Linked DNA regions of Mus musculus: region 2 is linked to region 1. The links are chromatin loops, found by intact Hi-C in ENCODE. Cell type or tissue: left cerebral cortex. All regions are shown on one strand.

What was found. A loop is a pair of places that touch in the nucleus more often than their neighbours do. Peaks named below come from ENCODE experiments on the same cell type or tissue, not always from the same donor. Only the 100,000 strongest peaks of a DNase experiment are listed, where the experiment ranks them.
Region 2: it touches region 1 in a loop (4-fold over the local background); 2 of 42 quality-filtered maps call a loop at or near these places.

The regions. Positions count from the first base shown.
Region 1 is chr4:21,432,227-21,440,226 of GRCm38, reverse strand. No RefSeq gene overlaps it. Among named protein-coding and RNA genes, the nearest start is that of Prdm13, 250 kb to the left of the region's middle. In left cerebral cortex, a CTCF peak has its summit at 3,357 (motif pointing left); a DNase peak (open chromatin) is centred at 3,300.
Region 2 is chr4:21,723,921-21,731,920 of GRCm38, reverse strand. It overlaps Ccnc (cyclin C), which reads right to left and starts at 4,220. Exons shown (of 12, transcript NM_016746.4): 1 at 4,006-4,220; 2 at 1,418-1,524. The coding sequence starts at 4,037. In left cerebral cortex, a CTCF peak has its summit at 4,886; DNase peaks (open chromatin) are centred at 3,513, 4,243 and 4,866; H3K4me3 peaks cover 1,942 bases; H3K27ac peaks cover 1,181 bases.

The DNA of each region.
Region 1 (8,000 bases):
CCTTTAGACAGGAGTAATTCTGAGTTAAAAGTTTGGAGATGGGTGAGTGGCCCCATCCCACAACATGGAAGGCCATACATGCCTAACCTTTGGATATGGTCTCAACAAGTTCTCCCTCCCCTTTGTGGGCTATTTCAGCTAATGTCATCCCTGTGGGGTCCTGGGATACTCTTGCTTTCCTGGCATCTGGGACTTTCTGGTTGCTAGTCCCAGTTTCCCGTTCCCCATTGCTACATACCTCTGTTCAATTTCCTGACTGTCTGCACATTTCCTCCACTCCTCCAACACCTAATTCTGCCCCCTTTCCCCCCATCTTCCTCCCAAGTCCCTCCCACCCTCTACTTCCCTTGAGTATATTGTTCTCCCTTCTAAGTAGGACTGAAGTATCCACTCTTTGGTCTTCCTTCCTCTTGAGCTTTATATGCTTTGTTAGTTGTATCGTGGAAATTCCACGCTCTTTGCCTAATATCCACTTATCAGTGAGTACATACCATGTGTGTTCTTTTGTGACTGAGTTATATCACTTAGGATGATATTTTCTAGATCCATCCCTTTGCCTGCGAATTTTGTGAAATTGTTCAACCCCAGAGAACCAAATAACCCTATCAAAAAATGGGGAACAGGGCTAAGCAGAGAATTCTCAACTCAGGAAACACTTCGTTATCCTTAGTCATCAGGGAAATGCAAATCAAAACAACCCAGAGATTCCACCTCACACCAGCCAGAATGGCTAAGATCAAAAACTCAGGTGACAACAGATGCTGGCAAGGATGTGGAGAAAGAGGAGCACTCCTCCATTGCTGGTAGGATTGCAAACTGGTACAAATACTTTGGAAATCAGTCTGGTGGTTTCTGAGGAAACTGGACATAGTACTACCTGAGGATCCAGGTATACCACTCCAGAATATGCTCCAACACGTAATAAAGACACAAGCTCCACTATGTTCACAGCAGCCATATTTATAATAGGAAGAAGCTAGAAACAACCCAGATGTCCCTCAACAGAAGAATAGACATAGAAAATGTGGTACATTTACACAATGGAGTACTACTTAGCAATTAAAAACAATAGCTCAATGTGGCTTTCTTTCATGGGTTCTGGGGATCTGAACTCTGATCCTCAGACTTGGGAGGCAAATACTTTACCTGTTGAGCCATGTGTCTGGCCTATGTGTATGGATAATTTTGTAAATTCTGATAAAATTAATTTTGTATTTTACCTTCTTTGTTGTGTGTGTGTATGAGAGAGAGAGAGAGAGAGAGAGAGAGAGAGAGAGAGAGAGAGAGAGAGAGAGAGAGAGATTACTTGTGTGCACATGAATGTAGAGGACAAAGGTCATCCTCGAATATCTTTCCTCAGGAAAAATCACCTTGTTTAACGTGACAAGGTTTCTTTTTTTTTTTTTTAAATTAGATATTTTCTTTATTTGTATTTCAAATGCTATGCCCTTTCCTAGTTTCCTCTCCAAAAACCCCTTATTCCCTCCCCTCATTCCCTGCTCCCCAAGCACCCCACTCCTGCTTCCTGGCCCTGGCATTGTCCTATACTGGGGCATAGAGTCTTGGCAAGACCTTGGGCCTCTCCTCCCATTGATGGCCGACTAGGCCATCCTCTGCTACATATGCAGCTAGAGCCACAAGTCCCACCATGTATTTTCTTTGATTGGTCGTTTAGTCCCAGGGAGCTCGGGAGGGGGGTACTGGTTAATTCATATTGTTCCTCCTATGGGGCTGCAAACCTCTTCAGCTCCTTGGGTCCTTTCTCTATCTCCTTCACTGGGGACCCTGGGCTCTGTCCAATGGATGACCGTGAGCTTCCACTTCTGTATTTTCCAGGTACTGGCATAGCTTCACAGGAGACAGCTATATCAGGCTCCATGACAAGGTTTTTTTTTTTTAAACTTGCCTGGAGCTTGCTGAGTAGTCTTTTCTGGTTGGCCAATGAGTCTCAAGGATCTTTCTATTTCAACACTGGGGTTACAAGTATACAACACCACGTATGTATGGCTTTAATGCATAAGTTCTGAGATCCTTATGCTTGCAAAACAATTACTTTGTTGTCTGAGGTATCTCCTAACCTCTGTAATTACAAGTGCCACTAGATATCCTGGAGTAGGGCCAACAAGTTGGTATACCATCATACCTGAGTATGATTCCTGAAATTCATGGTGGAAAGAGAATCAACTCATACAAATTGTTCCCTGTCCTCAAATGCCCACAGTCACACACACACACACACACACACACACACACACACTTAAAAATATTTGAACATAAAACTGGTAATGGTTCCATATTATTACATGAATGTACTGTGCTTTAATCATATTCTCAGTTTTAAGGTATTTAAAATGACCCTACTCAATGTAAACAAATAAATAAAAGTTTTTCATGATAATTTTCTTATTATTCATGCCATTGAATCATTGAAAGACTACACATTTTATCTCTATTTTATGTAAATAACTGACCTATTTTTAATCTTTGACAGATTTATATATGTACATAGTGAATTTTAGTCCTTCTCTCCTTAGTACTCTGACCCATCCCCACTTCCCCACAAGTCTCTCTCCTACTTCTATGTCATTTTTGTATGACTCACTGAGTTTAATTAGGATTCTCTGCTTGAGCACAGTGAGGGCTGTTTACTGGAGTATGGCCAACCAATCAGTTGCCATACTGCTAAAGAAAATGACAAAGATTCTCCCAGCTACCATTTTTTCAATATAATAATTTCTCAGGGAGGGATGAGGGGATCTCTTAAGCCCATCTCTTTTTAGTGATGAAAGGCTGATGGGTCTAGTCTTGTGCAGGTCTTGCCTAGGTAAACACTGCTATTCTGAGTTTATTAGGTACCAGCTAAGCCATGTCCAGAAGACACTTTTGTAGCTGTTCTTCCCAACCTTGGCCTCTTAAGATTTTCTTGTTCCTCTTCCATAATGTTCCCTAAGCCTTGGGAGAGAAAGGATGCAATATAGATGCCATAGCTATGGTCAAATGTCCTAGAGTCATGATTGTTTACATTTTGATTGTTTATGTCTCTTATAACTATTGTCCACTTCAAGAAATGTTCCCATGATGAGGGCTAAGAGTTGAGCTAACCTATGGTTATAAAGAGAAGTATTTAAAAGGAATTCAATAATATTTTTGTTTAACAAAATGATAATGGTAGGTTCTTTTCTCAGGTCTATGACTTCCTCATCCATGGATTCTTGGCTAGGCTTATAGTACCAGACACGTTTCTGCCCTTGGAGACTGGCATTTTTTTTCTAAATACTACATAGTGTTTAGAGCAGGAAACAAAGGCACTGTTAAGCAAACGTTGTTTGATTTAGTAAATACCAGAGTTCCACCTACTGGTAGATTTAAAAATGGCAGACCAGAGAAGGAAGTTTAAGAAAGTTAATTTTCTGGTTTGTGCTTTCATTTGAAGATGTGATTGCTCAGTTTTCTGCTCACATAGCTGCTGTGTGTGCTGCTTGCTGCCATGCTTCTGTCCTGCCATGGTACTCTTAACTCCCTGGAACTGCAAGCCAGAGGAAACTCTGTCTCTCTCCTTTAAATTGACTTTGGTCCTGATGTTTACTCACAGTAACCAAAAAGTAACTAATACAGGAGTTAATATTGACATGACATCTTGAGCATGAACAAGAACAGAAAGGCTATGGTTTAAAATGATGCATTTGTATGTTAAGTTGACAAGAGATCAATTGTGTTCGTTGTGCCATTGACACAAACTAGTCAGTTGGGAAGAGGAAACTGCTGTTGAGGAATTGCCTCTACCATATTGACTAGTGAGCATATCTGTGGAGGAGTTTTCTTTTAGGAGATGCTACTTCTGGGAAGGTGGTTCTGGATTGTATAAGAAAGCAAGGTGAGCAAGCCAAAAGAGCAAAACAATAGGAAGCATTCCTCTGTGCTCTCCGCTCTTGCTCCTTTTTCTCTAGGTCCTTGCTTTGCATTCCTGCCTGGGCTTTTCTGGATGACAGACTATATCCTGTAAGATAAACAAACACTTTCCTTCTCTTGTTATTTTGGGGTATGACATTTATTACAGCCAGAGGAATGTAAGTAGGATAACTCCCTGCGTGAACTAATGATATAAACTGATATCTTCGACAGCTCATATTATTTTAAAATCATTTATTTATCCATCCATTCATGCATTTATTTGTACAGACAGAGAGTCTAGCTGTGCAGCCCAGACTAGCCTTGAACTTGATGGGTAGCTCATGCTAGCCTTGAACTCTCGACTCTCTTCTCCACCTCCAGTACTAGTATTAAATGCACCCACTATCACACCCATCACATATACTTCAATTGCAAGGTTCCTAGGGAGTTCTCTCTGTTTCCTTCTGGTGTCTGACTCCACCTTTTTTCTTTTATCTTTCATCACAATTTCATTCTCATGTTTTCTGACTTTTAGGGTAACAGGGTAACATGTCTAGTCTGATCATCTTTTCCAAGCTTTATACCTACCTGACTTGTACTGCCCAACAAATTTCCAACTGTTATCCCAAAGTAATGAAATGTATTTTGTCCTCCCCCAAGTTTTTGGCTGACACTATCTCCTACTCTAGTAAATTGAGTAGGGATTTGAATACCACTAAATCTTTTCTCTAATCTCCAAAGTTCAACCAAGCATCATGTAGTCTTGATCTTAATTTACAAATATTTCTACCCATGTCTTCCCTCTTTCCTATACTATTAGGGTGCCAGTTAAAGGCTTTGAATATTTAATTATTTCATTTAGTGCACAATAATTCTTCTTAACACTATAGGCTGTGCCTCTAGTTCACACTCTATACTGCTGCTAGAATTATCTCTAAATGCAAACTCAGTCCTACTTCCCTACAGGAACTCTGTAGTGGAGTCCCATGACTTTTGTAGCTAAGCAAGTGTTTCATCTTTGTTGCCAAGGATTTTCATGGCTTTAGCTTCTCCAGACCCCTCAAAGCCACAGTACCATTTCATTCTCTCCTGACCTTTGTCTTTCCTGGGTATCCTTCTAATGTTTCATCCATGTATATTTAGAGACCAGAATAAGTTGAATTCTTTTATATGTTTGAGCCTCTATGTATACTCTTTTCTTAGCTTAGAATTCTAGCCCACTCCATACTGATCCATCTTGTGACTCTTTTCGCTCCAGTACCGGAATTGAACCCAGGGCCTCATGAATGCTAGAAGAGCACTCTATCACTTTGGTATATCATTTTACGTTTAAGACCTAACTTAAGTTCCTGTGGTAGATGTCTTTCTCTCTCAAGGTAGAGTTAAAGTTCTCTCATCTTTGCTGGCATCAATCTTGCACATGATCCTTCTACTAGGCTGCAATTTCCTTAATGTCTGACTAGAAGATGAATATGTCTTGAACGATGTGACATTGTGCTGCCCCCTCACCCTTACTATTCCAAGGTCCCAGCACAGTACCTAGTATAGTTTAGTAACTGGAAAGTTGAACTAAGCAGTCATTCCTATAAGCAAAAAGTGCCTTGGCTTTTCCCAAGTGCTGGGGTACTGCTTAATTCTTTAGCAAATGTCTGAAAAAGCAAAACCAATTTCACTGTGGTACTATCACAATTTGGGTAAACACAAACGGCAGAATAGACTAATTCATTCACTCCAGTCAGCTGCTCTGAGTGCTGCTGGCAGGACAACCTGCCCTTTCTTGTTTCATTTACGGGTGTTGTGATAGCTAAGCTTTCTGCTGTTTAGGAGAAATCACTTCAAATAGCTCTGGAGACAAGGCTTGATAATTTTAGTGAAGGACTTATCATTTGAAATATACAAAGCCACTGTGAAATGAGAGCAAATAACTGAGCCTCAGGGAGTAATAATTACTTTCATTCTACAATTTCAGATGATATAAAGGAAAAGTAACAGGACAGGAAGTTTTAGACACTGATGTAGCATAAACAGGAAGCAGGATGAGGCAATGTCAACCAATCTAACGGTTTTATTTCCTTAACTACTAACAGAGGTGATACAGTACTTTGGACCCTAAGACAAAGACTTACAGAATACAAGCAAGGCAAAATTTCTAGCTCATACCCTTAACATTACCTTTAAATCTATCTCTGTCAATAAATTCCCAAGAAATTTAGGCCAAATGATATAAGTTGTTAATTTTTCATGTCTATCTTTATGATCTTCATCGGAGTTTGCAAGTCTGGGATCAGGGTGCTAAAATGATTAGGTTCTAGTGAGGGATGTCTTCAGGACTAGAGGCAACCTAATTCTCCTGGTAGCTTTCTATGCAGGAAATACAAGAGAGCTTTCTGATATTCCTCTTATAAGGATATAACCCCACCAAAAAAAGGGGATCTAACTCCCAGCATATAGTTATAGCATTAGGAATTAGGATTCCAATAAGCCTGACAGGAGAGAGCAAAAACTCACTGAATTACATCTACCAGATATATGGGGATAGAACAGTGTGCTTTATAAACAATCCAGATACATCTGTGAGGCGGCTCAGTGGGAAAGTCCTCTTAAAATGAGAATTTTATCTTTTGGATGCATGTGATGACAGTCAGAAACTGACTCTTGCACGGTGTACTCCTGTCAGAACACACACACACACACACACACACACACACACACACACACACACACACACACACACACAGAGTGGGCAATGGGGAGGGGGACACATGCACAAGTAACATAGATACAATTCTTACCAGGGAAGCAGGTGGACTAACTGTACATCTTAATTTCACCCTCCATTCCTTTAACTCCATCCCCCAGGCTTGTCCCTAACTCTGCAGGACAACACCTGCTACAGCTCCCAACCCCTGCAATGTACTCCCTTTACCTACATCACTAATGGATCTAACAGATCTTTACCTCCTAACCTCCACGCTCCAACTCTTTTTTGTTTGTTTGTTTTTGTTTTTTAATTTTTAATTTAATTTAATTTTAATTAGGTATTTTCTTCATTTACATTTCCAATGCTATCCCAAAAGTCCCTCATACCCTCCTCCCCCACACTCACCTACCCACTCCCACTTCTTGGCCCTGGTGTTCCCCTGTACCTAACAGAAATATACCTGAACAGACATTATGATTGAATTATAACAAAAGAGAGCAAAGAGAATATTGTATTGGTACACCAGGGCTCTGAAACAGCACACAGTGGCCTCTTTGGAAAACTCATGCTCAAGTGACTAAAACACACACAGTGGCCTCTTTACAAAACCAAAGTTTTTCTATTTTAGTGATGTTTAAATCCTGTTTGCAAGAAAATGGAGCTTTTTATAACCCAAAACAATGAGGCTGCCTGCATCAGAACAACCTTGAGTATGATCCTAGTGGGTTTGGTAAGAACACTGTGAAGATGGTATTAGGTTTACAAAAACAAGTTCTTTGTTAAGCTACTGGGTACCACAAAGAGGTAAATGTAAGAGAAATAATATATAAAGGAATTTTTAATTTAATTTAATTTTTTTTTGTTTCATCTGGATTTCTTTTTTTTTTTTTTGAATTAGGTTTTTTCTTCATTTACATTTCAAGTCCCACATACCGTACACCCCCAATTTTCCCTACACACCCACTCCCAATTCTTGGCCCTGTCATTCCCCTATACTGAGGCATATAAAGTTTGCACAACTAATGGGTTTCTCTTACCACTGATGGTCAACTAGGCCATTTTCTGATTCATATGCAGCAAGAGATACAAGCTCTGGGGGTTACTGGTTAGTTCGCATTGTTGTTTCACCTATAGGGTTGCAGATCCCTTTAGCTCCTTGGGTACTTTCTCTAGCTCCTCCATTGGGGGCCCTGTGATCCATCCAATAGTGGACTGTGAGCATCAACTTCTGTGTTTGCTAGGCCCCCACATAGTCTCACAAGAGACAGCTATATCAGGGTTCTTTCAGCAAAATCTTGCTGGTGTATGCAATAGTGTCAGCGTTTGGAGGCTGTTTATGGGATGGATCCTCAGGTATGGCAGTCTCTAGATGGTCCATCCTTTCATCTCAGCTCCAAACTTTGTCTCT
Region 2 (8,000 bases), 290 kb before region 1:
GATAGATTTTGTTATTTACCAAGAAATTCATAGTTAATCTTTGATATAAGGAAAAAGGTAGGTTTGCAGAGAGTAACATGGTGAAGATCAGATGGCAGGATGGGAGCGATAGTAAGACCTGGGTTCCACTCCCAACACCCACAAGGTGGCTCATATCCATCTGTAACTCCAGTCCCAGGGGAGCCACACCTCCTCAGCATTAGGCACAGCATATAATGCACAGATACAGGCCAAATACTCATACATATAAAAAAATAAATACAATTAAACAAACAAAATAGGCAACAAAGCTATCCCAGACACAGAAAAGGTCTCTTGACTAAGTCATCATCTTTTTTTTTTTTTTTTTTTTGGTTGTATTTTCCTGTAATTCTTTTTTTTTTTCCATTTTTTATTAGGTATTTAGCTCATTTACATTTCCAATGCTATACCAAAAGTCCCCCATATCCACCCACCCCCACTCCCCTGCCCACCCACTCCCCCTTTTTGGCCCTGGTGTTCCCCTGTACTGGGGCATATAAAGTTTGCAAGTCCAATGGGCCTCTCTTTCCAGTGATGGCCGACTAGGCCATCTTTTGATATATATGCAGCTAGAGTCAAGAGCTCCGGGGTACTGGTTAGTTCATAATGTTGTTCCACCTATAGGGTTGCAGATCCCTTTAGCTCCTTGGCTACTTTCTCTAGCTCCTCCATTGGGAGCCCTATGATCCATCCATTAGCTGACTGTGAGCATCCACTTCTGTGTTTGCTAGGCCCCGGCATAGTCTCACAAGAGACAGCTACATCTGGGTCCTTTCAATAAAATCTTGCTAGTGTATGCAATGGTGTCAGCGTTTGGATGCTGATTATGGGGTGGATCCCTGGATATGGCAGTCTCTACGAGGTCCATCCTTTCATCTCAGCTCCAAACTTTGTCTCTGTAACTCCTTCCATGGGTGTTTTGTTCCCAAGTCATCATCTTTTGTTTGGATTTTTCGAGACAGGGTTTCTCTGTGTAGCCCTGGCTGTCCTGGAACTCACTTTGTAGACCAGGCTGGCCTCGAACTCAGGAATCCACCTGCCTCTGCCTCCTGTGTGCTGGGATCAAAGGTGTGCGCCACTACCGCCTGGCGACTAAATCTTCTTGCTTATGCAAAGTTATAAGGTAAAATGAGAACTACTGGATGCTAATTTAAATAATCATTTATTCTTAAAGTATTTTGCTTAGGCCAACCTTAAAAATGGACCTCACTAGAAATGCCTGAGATTAGTCAACACTGGGCTATAATACATAAGGTGCGAAAAGTATTACCCAGAACACTGAAATGATAATTGTCTAAATAAAAGCATTAACTATAGACTTTAACAACTCATGGAAATTACCATATAAAATAGTGACCAGCTATAGTATACTACTTCAACCAATATAAAAGTTTACCATTTGTAAAAAATATTTGTAACTTCCAATACTCCTCTTCTGAGAGAAACTTTAGGTCCTTTTGGCGCTCTTTCAACAGATCTTGTTTATCCAAAATCCACTGCAAACTAGAGAAGGTAAAGATTTAAAACATGGCATAGAAAGGCAACAGCAGGGATGGGAAGGGGAGGAGCTGCTTGAGGTACTGGGAGGAGAGAGGGTTGATATTGGGATGTAAAGTGAATAAATAAATTTATAGGAAAAAAGCCAACAAGCCAAAGCATTTAAAACATTAAGATTCAATAAGCTTACCATCTTCTACGAGGCACACCTCTCTCTGTCTTTATTTGTCTGTTTGGTTCTGGTTAGCTCTGGCTATCCTGGAACTCCTTCCATGGATCAGACCAGCCTCAAGCTCACAGAGATCGGCCCCTCCCCATCACCACCAAGTTCTGTGATTAAAGGCATGCAGTGCTTCACCCAGCTTCTTCTTCCTCCATTTATTTATTTATTTATTTATTTATTTATTTATTTATTTATTTGGAGGTATGTACTTAAAACATTGATAAAAGACAGTGTCTGGCTGGGAATGCAGCTGAGGTAGAGCACCAGTTTACCTCTGAAACTTCAGCATTAACTCTTCAGAATAGGTCTCTAAAATCCTTAGTAAATTATGTTCAACAATGAAATACTTGAGTTCTTCAATACATGCTCACCTGTTTCAAATACATTCAGACCTGGAGCAAATTTTATATTTTTCTAATTTAATCCCCTTTTCAATCAGTGTTTTCACCATCACCCCCAAGTTTCTCAGTCTTGTTGGACCAATAAAATCTCTTTGGTTTTTGTGAGTGCTATTTGTGAGTGGAATATATTTGTGAGTGCTTTGCTGGATATAAATCTGTGTCAATCAGTGTGACTCCCGTACTGTCTGGTCGATTAACAAGGATGCTGTAGACGCCATTTCAAACTCTCAGGTAAGTTATTCATCAGAGTTCTCTAGTTTTTCAGCAGCCCACTGGCAGCCTCAGCAAGATCGTTTGAAGAAAAAAACAAAAAACAGGAAAACTTGAGGGTAAAGAATCTCTTGATGGTTTCAAAGCTTCTCTACCTCTTTCTCAATTTCCTTCATAGTGTCATGTGTACCAAACACCAGCACACAGGTTTTCAGACCCTCTAGACTAAGAACCATCCTGGAAGATAGACTCTTGCTATATCCAAAGACTTACTACTGCCTGTCTTAGTATTATGTCACTGAGACAGGCAATCAAGGCATTATCTGAGCACCAGGATTAAGTACAGGCCCAAGCTTTATCCCACCTTTTTGGGTCATCCCCTTTTGTATTTCATTTTTTTAATGGAAACATCTCAGTGAGTGAGAACAATGTAAAATAATGTCCCCCAGTGATGCTTCATTGGCCTTTCATCTTCCCAGAAACACTTGGTAGCAAGGGAGGACCTGCTTTCAGAAACAGGTTTCCAAATTCAGTTTTCTTTCTTTCTTTTTTTTTCCCCCTTCTTCTTCTTTATTCTCAGGCAAAGAGGGAAACAAGCAAACCAATTCACAGAATTAAAATTTTGTTATTCTCTTCCCACTAAAATTTAATTAAACTAAATGTCTCTATCTAGTCCTGTTCATTTTTTATGTATTTAGTGGAAAGCCTGCTCAACGCTTAGCCCAAGCATACAACTTCCTGCATGTTTAACCAAATGTATTTAGAGACAAATATCTTTAAGATTACTTTAGCCCTTCCATGGTCACTGAAAGACATTAAAATTTAGTGATTTAAGTGGTTAAAGGAAGAGGACAAAATCTGGGAAATACACGACTTTAAGGCAAAATATAAGACACTGGCTAATGAATGAAAATGGATATATTTTGAGAGCCCCTGTGCTCGCAAATTCTAGAAGCATTAAAGTCAATTTAGGAGCCTGCAATTGGTGGCTCATGCCTTTAATTCCAACACTTAGAAGCAGAAGCAGAGGCAGGCAGATTTCATTAAGTTCGATGCCAGCCTGTGAGTTTTAGGGCAGCCATCCCTCAACGTGAGAAACACTGCTTCGGGGATGGGGGTAGTGGTGTCAATCTAGGCATAAGGCTGGGCCAGGAAGCAGCAGGTAGAAACAAGCACGACTCACTCCTCTCCTCTGAGTAAATATTAAATCTACAGTAAGGCGAATGACAAGAGATTATAATATCACTGCTATGAAAAAACAAACAAACAAACAAGCTAGCTAGCAATAGCCAACCATGTCCATCCAAAGCAGGGAACCTCACAGAGCTACAATGGGTCACTCTTTCCCTTGCCGGTGCCCACATCATCCCACCAATCAAACCCCAAATTTGAAATGAAACCGCCTCCGACTCCCTTCCCGGAGATCAAACCCCTTACCTCTTACCCATCCTTCGAGCTCACCTCCCCTCTGCTCCCGAAATCTCTCTGTGAGAAGAGGGGAGGCTCGCAAACGACAGCATCACGTTTCGGACCCCCGGCTTCCCAGGGAGGGCTCACCCGCAGCGGCCAGGATGGAAACCCCGAGGGATGGGCAGGCCCAGCCCTCCTGTGCCCCAGCCCCGGCCCCAGGCGAGAAAATGGAAGCTCACTTACTAGTGGGAGCTCTGCCAGAAGTTCCCTGCCATGGAATAATACTGCTTGCCCTGATACAAATGCACCAGCCAGCAAAGCGGCCCGCGGAGCGACCATAGACACAGTCCGGACGACTGTGCTCCTACCAGACTGGCTGGGCTGAACTCCACAGCCACCGCAGCCGGAGGAAGAGAACAGCACCCTCGTCGCCTTGACGCCGGTCGACAACACTGAGCGGCGTACACCGGTTCCGGCAGACAAAAGTTCCGGCCCGCCCTAGTTGCGGAGGAAGCTAGCAACCGCCCGACCGCCAATGGGCTTGTTGAGGCGGGAGCTAAGGAAACACGGGCGGAGGCTCCCGGTGGCGAGAGGCTCTCCCCGAGGTTTCCTGCCAATTCTCCTCCAGAGCGTCCACACACTGGGTTTCTGGTCTAGTGCGGTTTTCTTTTGGGTCCATTTAGGGATCTTGTTAATCCACGGTGTAGGCCTTCAGAAATAGCACACTGGCGTTGAAGAAAGCATGGCAGTATATGACTGCTTTTTCCCTAGGGCTGAAAGGAGAAATAAATGAAAGTAATTTTGGCCTTAAGATGTAAGTGCTCTTAGTAAAGTTCCTGTCGGTATTAAGCCTAACGAGTTAAGTGTAGACTTAACTTAGAGTAGCAATCTTTTTATGTCAGAGCCGGCTACTTGTTTACCTAAAAACATGAGCATATAAATGTACATCTAGCTAACACTTACGTTCCAAATGGGTATGCCGCAGAAATGCAATTAAATAATATTTAAATGTTGCTGTTATCATTGCAACTTTGCGTTCGCGTTTCGTACTGTACTTCGGCGGCAGAGTCAAGAACATGAGGAGTTTCAGGCCAGTCCTTGCTTCATGCTGAGACGCCATCTAGGGGAAAAGAGGAAAAGGGATGTAGATAATCAAGGATGTAAAATGCTTGCTGGTGCCCCAGAAGCTCTGGGTGATACTCAGCACTATATACACCTGCAAGCTAAGGGTATTCAATACCCTCAGATACGTTGTTTTGGGCCAGCCTAGGACAGGTGAGGATCTATCTAAATCTTTTAAGTTTTAATTTAAATTAAAAAATGTCTCTAAATGATTGGGCACACCTGAAAATTAGTCAAGAATTCCGAGGAAGATAGCACCAATGTTTTTCCTTTGTGAGTGGAGTCTAATTGAGATGTGGAATGGAGTGAAAACAATTTCTATAAGTGAAACTAGTATGCCAACTATAGAAAAGATGTTTTTAAATTCCACCCACTTAGGCACGTACACAATTAACCTGTGAAATACATTTATTCTTGAATTTGGATGAGCTAGACTAGGCTTCATTGTTATAACATTGTTATACCCCCAACTTAGCTTGAAAATTCGTCTCATTCTCATGGTATTTCCTAAAGCTGGCTAGTTCTTCCTGGCTGCCCTCTAGATCTTCAGAGAACTAGAGGGTTTCTATCTCCCAACTATTCATTTCAATGTTCCTTGCTTCCAAGATCAACATCTTTCTGGGCAGAACATGACTCAAGCGAGCTCTTTAATAACTAGTATTAAGAGTCTTGAAATAGAAACAACCCAATCAATTTTCATGACCCACTGACCAGAATATACCCAAATGACTCCAACTTAATAGCCAAGGTACCTAAAAAATGTTGAGAGGCATGTAATACATTTGTGAACATTACTGTTTGTTTCACTGCAGATCAGTTTGTTTGTTTGTTTGTTTTGTTTTTTCAAGACAGGGTTTCTCTGCATAGCCCTGGTTGTCCTGGAACTCACTTTGTAGACCAGGCTGGCCTGGAACTCAGAAATCCGCCTGCCTTTGCCTCCCGAGTGCTGGGATTAAAGGCGTGTGCCACCACGCCCGGCAGATCATATTTTTCTTTTTCTTTTTTTTAAAGATTTATTTATTTTATTTATATGAGTACACTGTAGCTGTCTTCAGACACACCAGAAGAGGGCATCAGGTTCCATTACAGATGGTTGTGAACAACCATGTGGTTGCTGGGAATTGAACTCAGGATCTCTGGAAGAGCAGTCAGTGCTCTTAACCGCTGAGCCATCTCTCCAGCCCCTCAGATCATATTTTTCAAAATGTGTTTTAAAGACACAACCATCACCCAAGTTGTGCATCATAGAGATTTAGATTTGCTTTAATTCTCTCTGCTCTTTTCCTTTTGTTTTATCAGCCTTGCATAAAGATTCTGTAACAAACTGCTTGCGATGTTTTATGTGCTTCTATGACACTTTTTTCTTTCTTTCTTTCTTTCTTTTTTTTTTACTGTTTTAGACAAGATCTCACTATGTACCTTTGGCTGTCCTTAAACTCACAAAGATCTGCCTGCCTCTTTCTCCTGAGTGCTGGAACTAAAAGTGTGAGCCACTACACCTAGCTCCTATAACACTTTAAAAACGGGAAGGCGTTAGCACACATCTTTAATCCCAGAACGCAGGAGGCAGAGGCAGAGGCAGAGGCAGAGGCAGAGGCAGAGGCAGAGGCAGAGGCAGAGGCAGAGGCAGAGGAGGCAGAGGAGGCAGAGGAGGCAGAGGAGGCAGAGGAGGCAGAGGAGGCAGAGGCAGAGGAGGCAGAGGCAGAGGCAGAGGCAGAGGAGACAGAGGCAGAGGCAGAGGAGGCAGAGGCAAAGGCAGAGGAGGCAGAGGCAGAGGCAGAGGCAGAGGCAGGCTGATCTCTTGAGTTTGAGGCCAGCCTGGTCTACAGAATGAGTTCAAGAATGGCCAAAGCTGGGCTGGTGAGATGGCTCAGTGGGTAAGAGCACCCGACTGTTCTTCCAAAGGTCCAGAGTTCAAATCCCAGCAACCACATGGTGGCTCACAACCATCTGTAGCGAAATCTGACGCCCTCTTCTGGTGTGTCTGAAGACAGCTACAGTGTACTTACATGTAATAAATAAATAAATCTTTAAAAAAAAAAAAAAAAAAAAAGAATGGCCAAAGCTACACAGAGAAACTCTGTCTTGGGGGAGAGGGTTGCAGTATCCTGGGCTGGCCTGGAACTCACTGTGAACTCAAGTGTTCTGATTTGCTTCTCTGTTATTGTGATAAAATGCTGACAAAGGCAACTTGGGTATATAAAGGGTTGGCTTCACCTTCTGCTCCAGCATCGAGGAAGGCCATGGCGGGAATCTGCTTCAAAACTGAAGCAGAGACCATGGAGAAAATCTTAATTCACCGTGGCTTACTACTTTGTTATGTTTCATGAGCCCACCTGCTCAGGGATGGCACTGCCCACAGTGGACTGGCTCCTCCCATATCAATTAGCAATCAAGAAAATGCCTCACAGACAAGCCCACAGGCCAGTCTAATGAAGGTAATTACTCAATTGAGAGTCCTCTTTGAAGGGACATCTAGGTTTGTGTCAAGTTGACAAGTATGATACCATTAATGTTCTACTTTACCTTTCTGATCCTCCTGCCTGCACCTACTAAGTGCTAAGGTTGCAGGCCTCTTCTATGTACTCTATTAATTTATATATTATACATGTCTATTGTTATCTTAGCACCTAGCATCTACTTTATGTCTGTGCCTATACACTTTCCCACATCTTTGTAACACCTAATAGGCATAGCAATACTGATATTTGTGGGGTTTGGGGATATTTTTAAACTGTGTATGTGTCAAGAAGAGGTTGTTAGATTCCCTGGAGCTGGAGTTAGAGGTGGTTGTGAGCTTCTCAAGCTGGTAATGAGATGGCCTCAGGCCTTCTGGAAGACCAGCAAGTGCTCTTAACCACTGAGCCATGTCTTCAGCCCATACACTGATATTTGTATCTAACTCTCACATAATTGGGGGAAGGTGTGTGCTTTAATATCATAACATGGATACAAAATCATGTTGGAATGTGAATGCAAAAACAAACTGCAACACATTATTAGAGCCATTATATAATACCATCCAGGTGCCTTTCTTTTGGGAAGACTTTTACACAGCTAACCAAAAAAAAAAAAAAAAAAAAAAAAACCCACATAGAATTGTTTTTTGTTTATAT